Regions from separate parts of the Homo sapiens genome. Here region 1 is linked to region 2. Evidence: chromatin loops called from intact Hi-C (ENCODE). Cell type or tissue: K562. All regions are shown on one strand. Links, peaks and the distances in the headings refer to the core of each region. The heading gives the core; the rest is flanking DNA.

Region 1 (6,346 bases), core at 1,314-3,813, 240 kb after region 2:
TGAACAGACACTTCTCAAAAGAAGACATTTATGCAGCCAACAGACACATGAAAAAATGCTCATCATCACTGGTCATCAGAGAAATGCAAATCAAAACCACAGTGAGATACCATCTCACACCAGTTAGAATGGCGATCATTAAAAAGTCAGGAAACAACAGATGCTAGAGAGGATGTGGAGAAATAGGAATGCTTTTACACTGTTGGTGGGAATGTAAATTAGTTCGATTGTGGAAGACAGTGTGGTGATTCCTCAAGGATCTAGAACTAAAAATACCATTTGACCCAGTGATCCCATTACTGGGTATATACCCAAAGGATTATAAATCATGCAACTATAAAGAAACATGCACACATATGTTTATTGCAGTACTATTCACCATAGCAGAGACTTCGAACCAACTGAAATGTCCATCAATGATAGATTGGATTAAGAAAATGTGGCACATATATGCCATGGAATACTATGCAGCCATAAAAAAGGATGAGTTCACGTCCTTTGCAGGGAAGTGGATGAAGCTGGAAACCATCATTCTGAGCACACTATCACAAGGACAGAAAACCAGACACTGCATGTTCTCACTCATAGGTGGGAATTGAACAATGAGAACACTTGGACACAAGGAGGGGAACATCACACACTGGGGCCTGTCTGGGGGTGGGGGGCAGGGGGAGGGATAGCATTAGGAGAAATACCCAATGTAAATGACGAGTTAATGGGTGAAGCAAACCAACATATCACATGTATACCTATGTAACAAACCTGCACGTTGTGCACATGTACCCTAGAACTTAAAGTATTTATATATATATGTATATATATGTATGGTAAGATGTATATATATATATATATATGTATATATATGTATGGTAAGATGTATATATATATATATATATATATATATATAAAGATGTGCAAAAAAGTTATGTAACATTCACTACAAAAGAGGCTAAAATCAAGCATGGTTATAGCTCAGAAAGGAGAGACCACATCTAGGCAATTAAAGGGAATAGAACAGAATGGTTAAATCCCTAAACTTTACAGTCGGACAGCCTTAGTTTTGAGCCCTAATTCTGCCACTCATGAGTTTATGTGATCTAGGGATATAACCTCTTTAAACCATGGTTTTGTTATCAGTGAAATGGGGATACTATTAGTTGGAAAAATGAAATGAGATACTGCATATAAAGTGTCAGCTACCCATTATGAGTTTGTAGAGTGACTAAAGTCTCATCATATCATTGTCATCGTTGTCATCATCATCATCATCAAAGGCTTTGTGATTAAGGCACTCACTATCTGGATCGGCAGACATATGACAGAAGACTGAACAACCAGAAGTTATGAAGATAGGTACTGTGGGTGTTAGAAAGATTCACGGCAAAACAGGGAAGGCAAGTGGTACTATTTAATGGAAACATTGGGTAGTTCCAGGAAAGTAATGGGAAAGAACATTGGGAAGTTAGACTTAAATGCCAGACTGGGAAATTTAGTCTTTATTCTGCAGGCAATACTGAGGCTTTACAGGATTCTAAACATGGAAGTGACTGGTTCAGAGCCAGCTGTAGCAGGAATATTCTGGATGTTTGTGCAGGATGGACTTGGGAGGGTGAGGGCAGATGAAAGCAGATAGCCACTTAGGGAGCTTTTCCAATGCTTCCAATGAGAAGTTGAGGCCCCTCTCTGGGATGGTGGTATAGGACAGGAAAAGATGGAATGAGCATGTGGGACACTGGGAAGAAAGAACTGGCAGAACTGTATCTAGCTGAATGTGAGAGACAAAGTGAAGAGGCAGAGTCAAAGAGACTTCTGAAGGCTAAGAACTAGATGGCCAGGCATGGTACTACTATTCTAACAGAAATAAAGCACAGGGAGCCTAGTTTTAGGGGGGAACATATATTTGCTTTTAGTTATGCTAAGTTTGAGGTGCAGTGGGACATCCAGCTAATAAGTGATAACCAAGAAACACTTGGAAATGTGATCTTAGAACTCAGACATATTTATTTAGAAGACATCTGCAAAGAGGTAGTAGCTAAAAGTATATAGTTGGATCAACTGTCTTTGGGTAAGAGTATTAACTCAAAAGGATCAGGGACTCTTGGAAAACACCTCCCATACCTAGGGGAGTGAAAGAGAAGCCTGTGAGCAAGGAGGAGGAGAAGGGAGAGAGAGGTGAGAACACCACACCATCAGAGAGGCTCCACACCATCAGAGAGGCCAAAAGTGGAGCAAATTTCATGGAGGATAGGAGTACTCAGAGGAATTATAAGCTGCAGAGAGGTCAAAAAAGAAGAACTGAGAATGGACCACTGGATTTGGCCATTAGGAAATCATTGATGATTTATGAGAGAATGAGTGAAAGAAAAAGCTAGATTACATATGCAAAGCAATGAAATGGTGTAGGGGGAAAAGGAGACACTGAGAATATATTACTAGTTCAAGAAGTTCAGAAATGAAAGGACAGGGATAAGGGGGAGGCTCAAGGTGGGACCAGAATTGCTCTTCCCCAGATAAATGACCACTCATCAGTGTTTATTCAGAGATGTTTGTCTATACTCTAACAGAAGGAGCATTTGTGGGAGGATTCCAGAGGAGGGACTTTGGGACAAACTAGATTGAAAGGCAGGCTACAGCCATTCTAAGTTATAGAACATGTTATCTATATGTGTACAGCAGCATCTGTTTTAGCAGACAGAAGTCATTTATCATGCATCAACAGACTGAGAGAGAGGGGAACAAGAAACTGTCCTTCTCCTTCTCCACTTAGGAAAGCAAAGCTTGATCCAGTCTTTGAAAAGTATTTAAAAGCTTTGAAAAAGTATGTCAGCAAGGAAGGAATGCTAAGAAAAACAAGTGTCCATTGTGTTCCCTTCCATGACTTTTCCACCCAAATGTATTTTAGGAAATTGCCCAGGTGCATCATTAGAACACTCTAATATCACTATCAACACTGTCCGGGTTGATGGGACTTATATCTGCCGTGTTTTTCATTTTATAAAAAGCTCCCATGATCTCTTTTATCCTCACAGAATCCCCATGAGGTATTACCTTTCTCTATTTTACAAGGGAAGAAACTGAGGATCAGAAAGAATTAAGTGATTTTCCCCAAGTTACCCAGCCAGGAAAATGATAGAGCCCTGTACCCCTCATTCTTTTCAGTGTATGCTTTCATATAATATGGTCTTCACAGTATGGCTCTCTGACTATGGCATGACAAACCAAAGTGTACCAGGGCTCTCATCTCTCTGGTTTTGGAGGCGCTATAATTTTTATCAATATAGCCTTAAATGGCGTTAGCTTTGGGGCACTTTTACCCCGTCTTGTTTTTGACTAAACAGTATCCAGTACATGGCCTGAGCTATTTTTTCCTGTGCTCCCTTTTCACCCCCATCTTAAAGGGCCCTAGGGCAGAAGTTTCAGCAATGTGTTTCCTCCCTCCTTCATTTGCCCAGTTCAGTCAGGCCTCTGAAATGTATGACCAAATTCTCAATACTTACACCTGCTCCAGATGGTCAGGAAGCAGGAAAGCAACTCTCTCCCTCAATACCTAGTTTGTTCTAGTAGGAAGAGGGCCAGGCTGGGCTTGGTAGCTCATGCCTGTAATCCTAGCACTTTGGCACGCAAAGGCAGGGGTATTGCTTGAGCCCAGGAATTCAAGACCAGCCTGGGCAATGTGTCAAAACCCTATCTCTACAAAAAAAATACAAAAAATTAGCCAGGCATGGTGGTGTATGCCTGTAGTCCCAGCTACTTGGGAGGCTGAGGTGGGAGGATCACCTGAGCCCAGGGAGGTAGAGGCTGCAGTGAACTGTGATTGTGCCACTGCACTCCAGCCTGGGCAACAGAGTGAGACCCCATCTCAAAAACAAAAAAAAAAAAAAAAAAAAGAAGGAATTAGAGGGAATTGGAGGCTGAAGGCCCAGCTTCTGGTGCGAACTACCAGTCTCACTCTGTGATCTTAGTTATATCACTCAATGCACTGAGCACCAGTTTCTTCATCAGAAAAATGAGGACAATAATAGCTATGTTATAAGTCTGCTTCAAGGATCCAATGAAACACTTGTGAAACACTTGCTAGGTTTAATTTTCTGCTATAGCCATCTTGAAATTCTTAGCAATTTTTGAAGGAGAAGCCCTCTGTCTTCATTTTGCCATGGGTCCCCCAAAAATTATATAGCTGGTTTCATCTGCATGCCCTTGGCCAAGTTACTTCACCTCCATAATCTATAATTAATTTAAATGAATTGAATTGTTAGGAAATCAATTGTTAGGACAATTCTCAATCCTTCCTCTACTTTAGCAAAGTTTGACACAGTGGATTAGTCTCTCCTCCTTGAAACAGTCTTTCCTCTTGGCTTCCGAGACACTATATTTTTCCAGTTTTCCTCTGCCTCACTGGCTGCTCCTTTGCTGTTTTCTCCCTAACCTGTTAGCACATCCAAAATGAAACTCTTGATCATCTCCTCCAAGCCTGCTTCTCCCAATCTTCCTGATCTGTGAATGCTAACTCCATCCTTCCAGTTGTTCACAACAAATCTTTATCTTGATTCTTTATGTCTCACCCCATATTCAAGTTATAAGTTAATCCAGAATCTGACCATGGCTTCACCACTGCCATCATCCAAACCTTAATTATCTCTCATCTGGATCATTGCAATACCATTCTGATTGTTCTTCTTGCTTCCTCTGCCCCTGTCCCACATAGTAGCCAGAATAATTCTTTAAACATGTAAGTCAGATCGTATCACTCCTCTGTCCAAAACCATGCCATGACTACCCATCTCACTCAGAGTAGAAATCCTACAAGGGGCAATAATAGGCTTCTTCTCTGATCCCACCTCCTTAACACTCCCCTCCTTGGGCCATTTGCTGGTGCCCCTATACCTGGAATGCCCTCCCAGATATCAGCATGGCATATCTGGCCTCTCACCTCCATCAGTTCTGTTCACCTGTCACCCTATCAGTCAAGCCTTCTCTGACCACACTATTTAAAATAGCAGCCACCATCAACCTCCTTTTTCTTATCCTATTATGCCCAGCTCAGTTTTCTCCAAAGCACTTATCACCATCTGACACATTATATATTTTATTTATTTCCTTATTGTTTATCTCTCCCCATTAAAATGTAGGTTTCATAAAGGCAGGGACTTTGCTGTTCAATTACTCTATCTCTAACACATAGGACTGCGCTGGGCACAGAATGAATGACAGTAGAAAGAGCTCTGACACAGATGATGATATTGCTATTATTAAGTCACAGCAGCATCAAGCCCTGAGTGTATAAATTACTGTCCCAGGCTGCATGTTCATGAAGCAGGGAGTGAGGGCGATTATGGGGACTACAGTGAGCCAAGCCTCCCACCGGATCATACTGTGGAGACAGAAAAGTGAATCAGGAGCTGTATCTGCTCTCTAAGGGTTTGTGGCCTAGAGAGAGGTTTATGTATATATGCAAATAACTCTAGAACAAGGCAGCATTTGTCAAAAAATATGTGGACTTTAATGCCTAACACACATTCTGGAAATTCTAGTTAGAGAATTCTAACTAAATTTCTAACTAGAATTTTCTACAGAGAGAAGGGACCATGAACTGTGGCTTGTAAACTTACTGTAGGCTACTTCTGTCTCAAATTCCCACTCTGGCCTGTTTATCATGCCAGAGACACCTTGCCTGACTTCCAATCTAGTTTGCTCCAAAGTGTCTCTCCACTGGCCTCCTCCACCCAATATTACCTTCAATTTACTGTTAACTTGAAACCCCACCCTCTTACAGTCCCTCCACACTCTGCTTCTAGATACAGGGAACATGGGGCAGGGGTGGAATTGACTTAGGTAGGTTGTAGCAGGATATAAAGAATCTATTATTTCCTTGCAATACAGATGTACACACTTTCTCCTCTATGAGCCTACAGGGCACAGGGCTCAGGAACTGCACCATCCGTCTCTACAGCACAAGAGGGGGCATTAAGTAAAATTTGCTGAATTGTTGAACTGGGTGTTACAAGCTCTTAGTAAGGACAATTTTATTCAAGAAGTACCTCTGCATCCACTGAAGGTGTCCCAGAGGGATTCTATAATGTTATTTTATTAAACTATCCTAATGTAAGAAACAACCTAACTAATAAGAATTAAAACATATCAACTAAAGGGACCAATATTTAAAAAAACACTATTTTGTAATTTTTAAAGTTAGTTTGAGTTATTTAAACCCCATATCTGAAAATCCAAAATTTTCAAGCAAATAATGCCTGCTGTTCCGTGCAGGATTCCTTTGAGCAGGGGCTCCCTGAAGTTACCTGAACTTTTAGATACAGAGATTTACTTAAGAGAAGGACTGGGGAACTGA
Region 2 (6,346 bases), core at 2,229-4,728:
GGGGAAGGCGCTGATATTAAACAAAATAGACCAGAAAGATCTTCCCCCAAAGAGCTTACAATCAGATGGGGGGAAGACAGATGAAAAACAATAAATAAAATAGATGAATAGGTGATAAATAAAATCAGTGATAAATGAGGTGGAGCAAATAGAACATAGGAGGGGTTAGGGTGTGTGAGGGGGCAGTTTTAACTAGGGTGGGCTGGGGGCCTCATTGAGAAGGTGATTTTTAGGCAAAGGCTTGAAGGAGAGGGGTGAGTCAGGCTCATTTCTGGGGAAACAGCCATTCAGGTGGAGGGAACAGCTGGGGCAAAAGCCCTGAGGCAGGACCATGCCTGGCATGTTCAGAGAAGCACGAGCTGGGACAGAGTGATGGCGGGAGAAGAGGAAGAGAGGAGCAGGCAGGCCCTGGGCTAGACTGTGTACCCCACCATGCTCATAATGGAATCCTGCGAGTGTATGACGGAGCTACTCTTTTTATCCCGCTTTTCCAATTAAGAAAACAAAAATACAGAAAAGTTACATGGCTTATTGAAACTGTGTCTCATGGAGAATCTAGGACTTTCAGCCAGGGTCAGCGGGGAGCCATGGAAGGCTTTTGAATTGGGTAGGAACATGGCCAGATTTGAATATTGGTGTGATTCCTGCGAGATTGCTATGGTCTGAATATTTATGTTCCTCCAAAGCTCATATGTTGAAATCTTACCCCATAAGGTGATGGTATTAAGAGGTGGGGCTTTTGAGAGGGAATTAGGTCAGGAAGGCAGAGCCCTCATAATGGGATTAGTGTTCTTATAAAAGAGGCCCCAGAGAGACCCTCACCTCCTCCACCACATGAGGACACAGTAAGAAGGCGCCATTCTATGACCCAGGAAGTGGGCCCTCACCAGACTCCAAATCTGCTGTCTTAGTCTTGGACTTCCATCCTCCTGAACTGTGAGAAATACATTTCTATTGTTGATAAAGCACCTACATTTTTTTTTTTTTTTTTTGAGATGGAGTTTCGCCCAGCCGCCTAGGCTGGAGTGCAGTGGTGTGATCTTGGCTCACTGCAGCCACCGTCTCCCGGGTTCAAGTGATTCTCCCATCTCAGCCTCCTGAGTAGCTGGGATTATAGGTATCCGCCATCATGCCTGGCTAATTTTTTTTTTTTTTTTTTTTTTTTTTTGAGATGGAGTCTTGCTCTGTCGCCCAGGGTGGAGTGCAGCAGCACGATCTCGGCTCACTGCAAGCTCCACCTCCCGGGTTCATGCTATTCCCCTGCCTCAGCCTCCCCAGTAGCTGGGACTACAGGCGCCCACCACCACGCCCGGCTAATTTTGTTTTTGTGTTTTCAGTAGAGACGGGGTTTCACAGTGTTAGCCAGGATGGCCTCAATCTCCTGACCTCATGATCTGCCCCCCTCAGCCTCCCAAAGTGCTGGGATTACAGGCGTGAGCCACCGCGCCTGGCCAAAGCACCCAATTTATGATATTTTGTTGTAGCTGCAGCAACGGACGAAGACAGGTGCAGAGAGATGGCTGTAGAAATAGTCCAGGCCTGGAGTGCTGCTGTGGGACCTGGGCAGTGAGCTCAGTGCTAGGGGAGAGGTTGGGGTCCAGGCCAGGTGAGCAGGAGGAGGATGAGGAGGAAGCCAGGCTGACCCTGGGCTTATATATTTAACAAACACTTATTAGCACTTCTTACCACCATCTAATATTTTATATACGTTAACCCAATCCCCATAACAACCTATAGGGTACATACTGTTTGTTATTATTTCTCCCGTTTTAAAATGGATATATTATATGTAAATGATATCTCATGAAGTTAATTTACAAAGAAAATACATTTTTAAAATTATAAACACTTGATAATGGAGAATTTCAGAAAAAGGCAGGAAAACAGACAAAATAAATTACCCATATCTTCTCCTCTTCTCATCCCACATAATCAATATGAACATTTACTTTCAGTCTTTTTTGTACTATCATTCCCATTTTATAGATGACAACACTGAGCCCCAGGGAAGTTGGGTAGCTAGCCCAGGATCATACATTCAATCTATGTCATCTGCCACCAGTGTCCAGGGCTTAATCACCTTCCCCTGCTGCCTGTAGTCCATCCCTGGAATGTCAGAGTTGGTGGGTTCCATTAAGATACCATCCCCCAAACCTAGCCCCTCCCCCCGCCAGCCACCCCTCTCCTGGCATCATTTCACAGATAGGTAAAGTAAGGCCCAATAAGAGATGGGGCCTTGCTCAGCATCTGTCAGCCAGTCAGGAGCAGATAGGTGAAGTCTCATTCAAATAAGAAATCGGGAGCTGAGCATTTGTGCAGGGTTGATATGACAGCTGCTTCTAGCCTGGCCTTGAGCCTGGAGTTTGTAGGGGCCCTGGCAAATGGCATGACCCTGCCCACAGGCAGTGCAGGGGCAGGCGTGTGTTCCCTGGGCCCAAGAGTCTTGTCCCTCTAGCCAGCCCTGGGTGGGAGGTGAGTTTGGGGCTTTGCCCACACTGCAGGTCCCCTGAGAGTTGTCTCCTGTACTCTGACTGTGCATTTATTTCTGGCTCTGGTGCCAGCAAACTCCTGGGGCTGCCTGCTGCCAGGGATGCAGCCCTGGCTTCTAGCCCCATCTCAGACACTGAGTGGCCTTGGGCCAGGGTCTCTCCTGGCCCACCTGCAAAATGGCATCATAACGGCCCCAGCCACAGGATGAAGTAAGAAGTGCAAGGGAAGTTCTTGCACAGGGCGTGGTCTATGGCGTGCTCAATAACTGGGCAACTCCTGTGGCTGTTCCTAAGGCTGCACCACGGTGTTGGCCCAGGCTGGGGAATTGAGCCCACTGCAGACAGAGCCCCCTCCTGCCAACCTCCCTTTCACACCTGGCTGACCAGGTAGACCTGCCTGAGAAATCAGATACGAGCCTCCAGCAATGGTTTGGAGTCTAAGATTGCGGACAACAAGGGATGCAGTGGAGCAAAAGAACCCAGGCCTCTGAAGAAGGAGAGCTGACCCCGCTGCTGATATGCTCCTTAGGCAAGTCTTGACCCTTCTTTATGACTCAGTGTCCTCATCTGTAAAAGGGGAAGAATAATTCCTGCCTTAGTCATTGTAATGATCTTCACCCCAGCAACCACCTATTGATGTTTTTCTAATGCTTGGGGAGTGTGAATGCAGACAAGCTAGACCCATCACAGCCGTGAGGGCCCATGGCCTGGCAGGGGCACTACAGTTATCATAGGGAAGCCCAGGAGCTGTGGGGCCTCCAGGAGGGCACCTAACCCAGCCTGGGGTGGAAGTGGGGGGTCATGGAAGGCTCCCTAGAGGAGCTGATGCCTGAGCTGGGTTGTTAGTGTGATTTGGAGACGGCCAGACTATGAAGGGTAGAAAAATAAGGGAAGATATTGGGTCAGTCACTCCACTTCTCTAAGCGTCAGTTTCTTCATTTATAAAATGAGGATAATAAATACCTGTTCTGCCTAATGTATAAGCTTGTTGTAAGGCTCTAAATTGGATAAAAGTAAGGAGGCGCTTTATGAACTACAAAATGCCAGGCACCTACCTATTCATTATTCATTGTGATTTCTGGAGCCCCTAGGGGTTAGGGAAATATCAGGCCAGCATCTGGGGCTGGGAGAACTTTCAGTTGGTTTTGAAAGGGCTACAATCAAATCGGACAGAGACAGACAGCCGCCATTAACCACACACCCCTTGATTTAAGTGCTCTGGAGTATTTCTGTGCCTGGGTGTGGCTTTGTTTGGTGGGGTCCCCGAAGGCAGCCATGGCCCCATCACAGATCACAGCCCCACTCTGAGGATGAGGAGGAACAACGTCAGACCCAAAGCACTACGTCCCTGTAGAGGCCTGGGACCTGCCAGGGATAGGGATAGAGGACGGGAGCACTGTGGGGCCGCCATGAAGAAACCAGTCTGTTTAGAGAGAGGGCCACCATGTCACGGTAAGAGAAAGAGTAGTATGTGTGGAATGAGACTGTTTGGGTTTGGATATGAGAAAAGAATCTTTCCCTAGCATGCAGACATAGCAAAATATTCAGACAGACATCAAGCTAATTATCACTAGGTGGTAGAATTTTGTTTTCTTTGGTCTTTTCTACATTTAAAATGTTTTGGCTGGGCATGGTGGCTCCTCCTGGTAATCCCAGCACTTTGGGAAGCCAGGAGTTTGAGACCAGCCTGGGCAACAAAGTAAGACATTGCCTCTATTAAAAAAAAAAATAAAATAAAATAATTTTATACTTGATAGATAATTTATTTCTGTAAAGATTTTGGTGATATGTGTGCAGTCATTCCTAAATATTCAGCTTCCAGGACACCCAAGGATATCAAAATCTGTGGATATTCAAATCCCTGATATAAAATAGTATAGTGTTTACATGTAACCTACACACACCCTCCTGTATACTTTAAGTCATCTATAGATCACTTACAATGCCTAACACAATGTAAATGCTATGTAACTAGTTATTATACTGTATATACATATTTTTAAGACAGAGTCTTGCTGTGTCACCCAGGCTGGAGTGTAGTGGCACAATCTCAGCTCACTGCAAACTCCGCCTCCCGGGTTCAAGTGATTCTTGTGCCTCAGCCTCCCAAGTAGCTGGGATCACAGGCATGCACTACCACACCCAGCTAATTTTTTACATTTTTAGTAGAGATGGGGTTTCGCTATGTTGGCCAGGCTGGTCTCGAACTCTTGATCTCAAGTAATCTGCCCGCCTCAGCCTCCCAAAATACTGGGATTACAGGTGCAAGCCACCATGCCTGGCCCATTGTACTGTATTTTTAAATTTGTATTTTTTAATTGTTGTATTGTTATTTTTCCTTAATTTTTTCGAATATTTTCCATCTGAGGTTGGTTGAATCTACAGATGCAGGACCCACAGATACAGAGGGCCAACTATGTATGCAATACAAGTTATAATGATATTTAGATAATAAAATACTCAGGCCGGTCTGACATCAGCAGGCTGCAGGGATGAAGTCAGCACTCACAGCATAAGGACTTTGGTAAGGCCTGGATGACATCCCCAGTGCTGGCCTTCGGAACAGTTGGGAGCAGAGTCCAAGGATGGCTTGATGGAGTCACACTGGAGGAGATGTCTGTGGGGGTTTCTGAAGGTGGGAACTAGGACTCTTTTCTTGGGACAAAGACTTGGGGTTTTGGGTGGCTGCAAGCACAGTAGCATTGTGACCAAACTGTCCAACTGTGGAACCTACCACATCAGTAGCAACAGAGGGTTGGAGGCAGAGGTGAGGGTCCTGCTGAAGTTTGGGCCGCTTTCTGAGCAAGACTAGGACAGCTGAGACAGATCCAGAGGGGCGCCAGGCCGGGGAAGGGCCTGAGCCTTCAAATTCCGTGAAGCTCTGGAGATCCAGGGTGAATGCTAGGCCTCAATAGACCCTTGTCCCTTAACGATTTGTGTTCTTGGTCTTTGATCCCATCTCACAGGCGTTTCAGCCTCTTTGCAAGGGAAGTAAAGAATCTAAGCTACTGCGGTATTTCATTCAAGGCAGGGCTTATCTGTTGTGAGATGTACCCTTATTTTAGAATCCATTAAGAAAGAAAAAGCAACAGAAACTGTAAGTTGCATCCCAGTTTCAGAGATGTTAAAATGTAAAAAGCTGTCTTGGAATCATTTGACATGTGGCGGGTCCCCAATTAGACTCTTAGTGTGCATTCACTCATGGAATCTTCACCATCGCATTGTAGCTAGATAGTCTTGTCCTCTTTTTACAGATAAGGAGGCAGGAGCCCAGAGAGGTTGAGTAAATTTGCAAGGTCACGCAGCCAGCAAGAGGCAAAGCTGGGCTTTGAACCTGGTCTAATTAGATTCCACTTCTTTTTCCTCATCCAACCCCACAAAGAAAAGGCTCCTGAGTCCTGGCCCTTGGGAAGAACAGAATCTCCACAATGCCAGCTCAGAAATGCTCCAGTGGCCTGGTCATTAAAAGCCTGGTACTCTGAGTAATGGGGGTGGGGAGTGTGGAGGAGGGCTGGGGAGATAATGAACAGGAAGGAGCTTTGAGAGCTTGCTGGCAGGGTCACTAGCCTCATCCTTGTTGAAACCATTGCAGGAGTGGCTCGGCCTGTGTGGCCTGCCCTGGAGAAAGACTGTAGAGATATCTGCCCCACACAGATAATCCTGGAGCCTCACCCAGACTGACCCATTCATTCGCTCCCTAAAAAGTTATCTTTCAATGTAATTTTTTGACTAGGACCTTTGTTCACGATTGATTACTTTCTGTATGTAAAGCATTAGAGATACCAAGCACAGCAAAACAGACACAGGCCCGCCTTTGAGGGCTCACAGACCAAACGAGAGATGGACAGTAATCGTAG

What was found. A loop is a pair of places that touch in the nucleus more often than their neighbours do. Peaks named below come from ENCODE experiments on the same cell type or tissue, not always from the same donor. Only the 100,000 strongest peaks of a DNase experiment are listed, where the experiment ranks them.
Region 1: a loop joins it to region 2, with 4 times the contacts of the local background. A loop is called at or near these places in 1 of 110 quality-filtered maps.

Annotation. Positions count from the first base shown.
Region 1 is chr9:97,939,816-97,946,161 of GRCh38, reverse strand. It overlaps a transcript of HEMGN not described here. Among named protein-coding and RNA genes, the nearest start is that of HEMGN, 4.8 kb to the right of the region's middle. In K562, for the core only: no CTCF peak of the experiment used is centred there; a DNase peak (open chromatin) is centred at 2,611.
Region 2 is chr9:98,182,105-98,188,450 of GRCh38, reverse strand. All of the region lies in intron 1 of CORO2A (coronin 2A), which reads left to right. Among named protein-coding and RNA genes, the nearest start is that of CORO2A, 7.4 kb to the left of the region's middle. In K562, for the core only: a CTCF peak has its summit at 3,553; no DNase peak of the experiment used is centred there.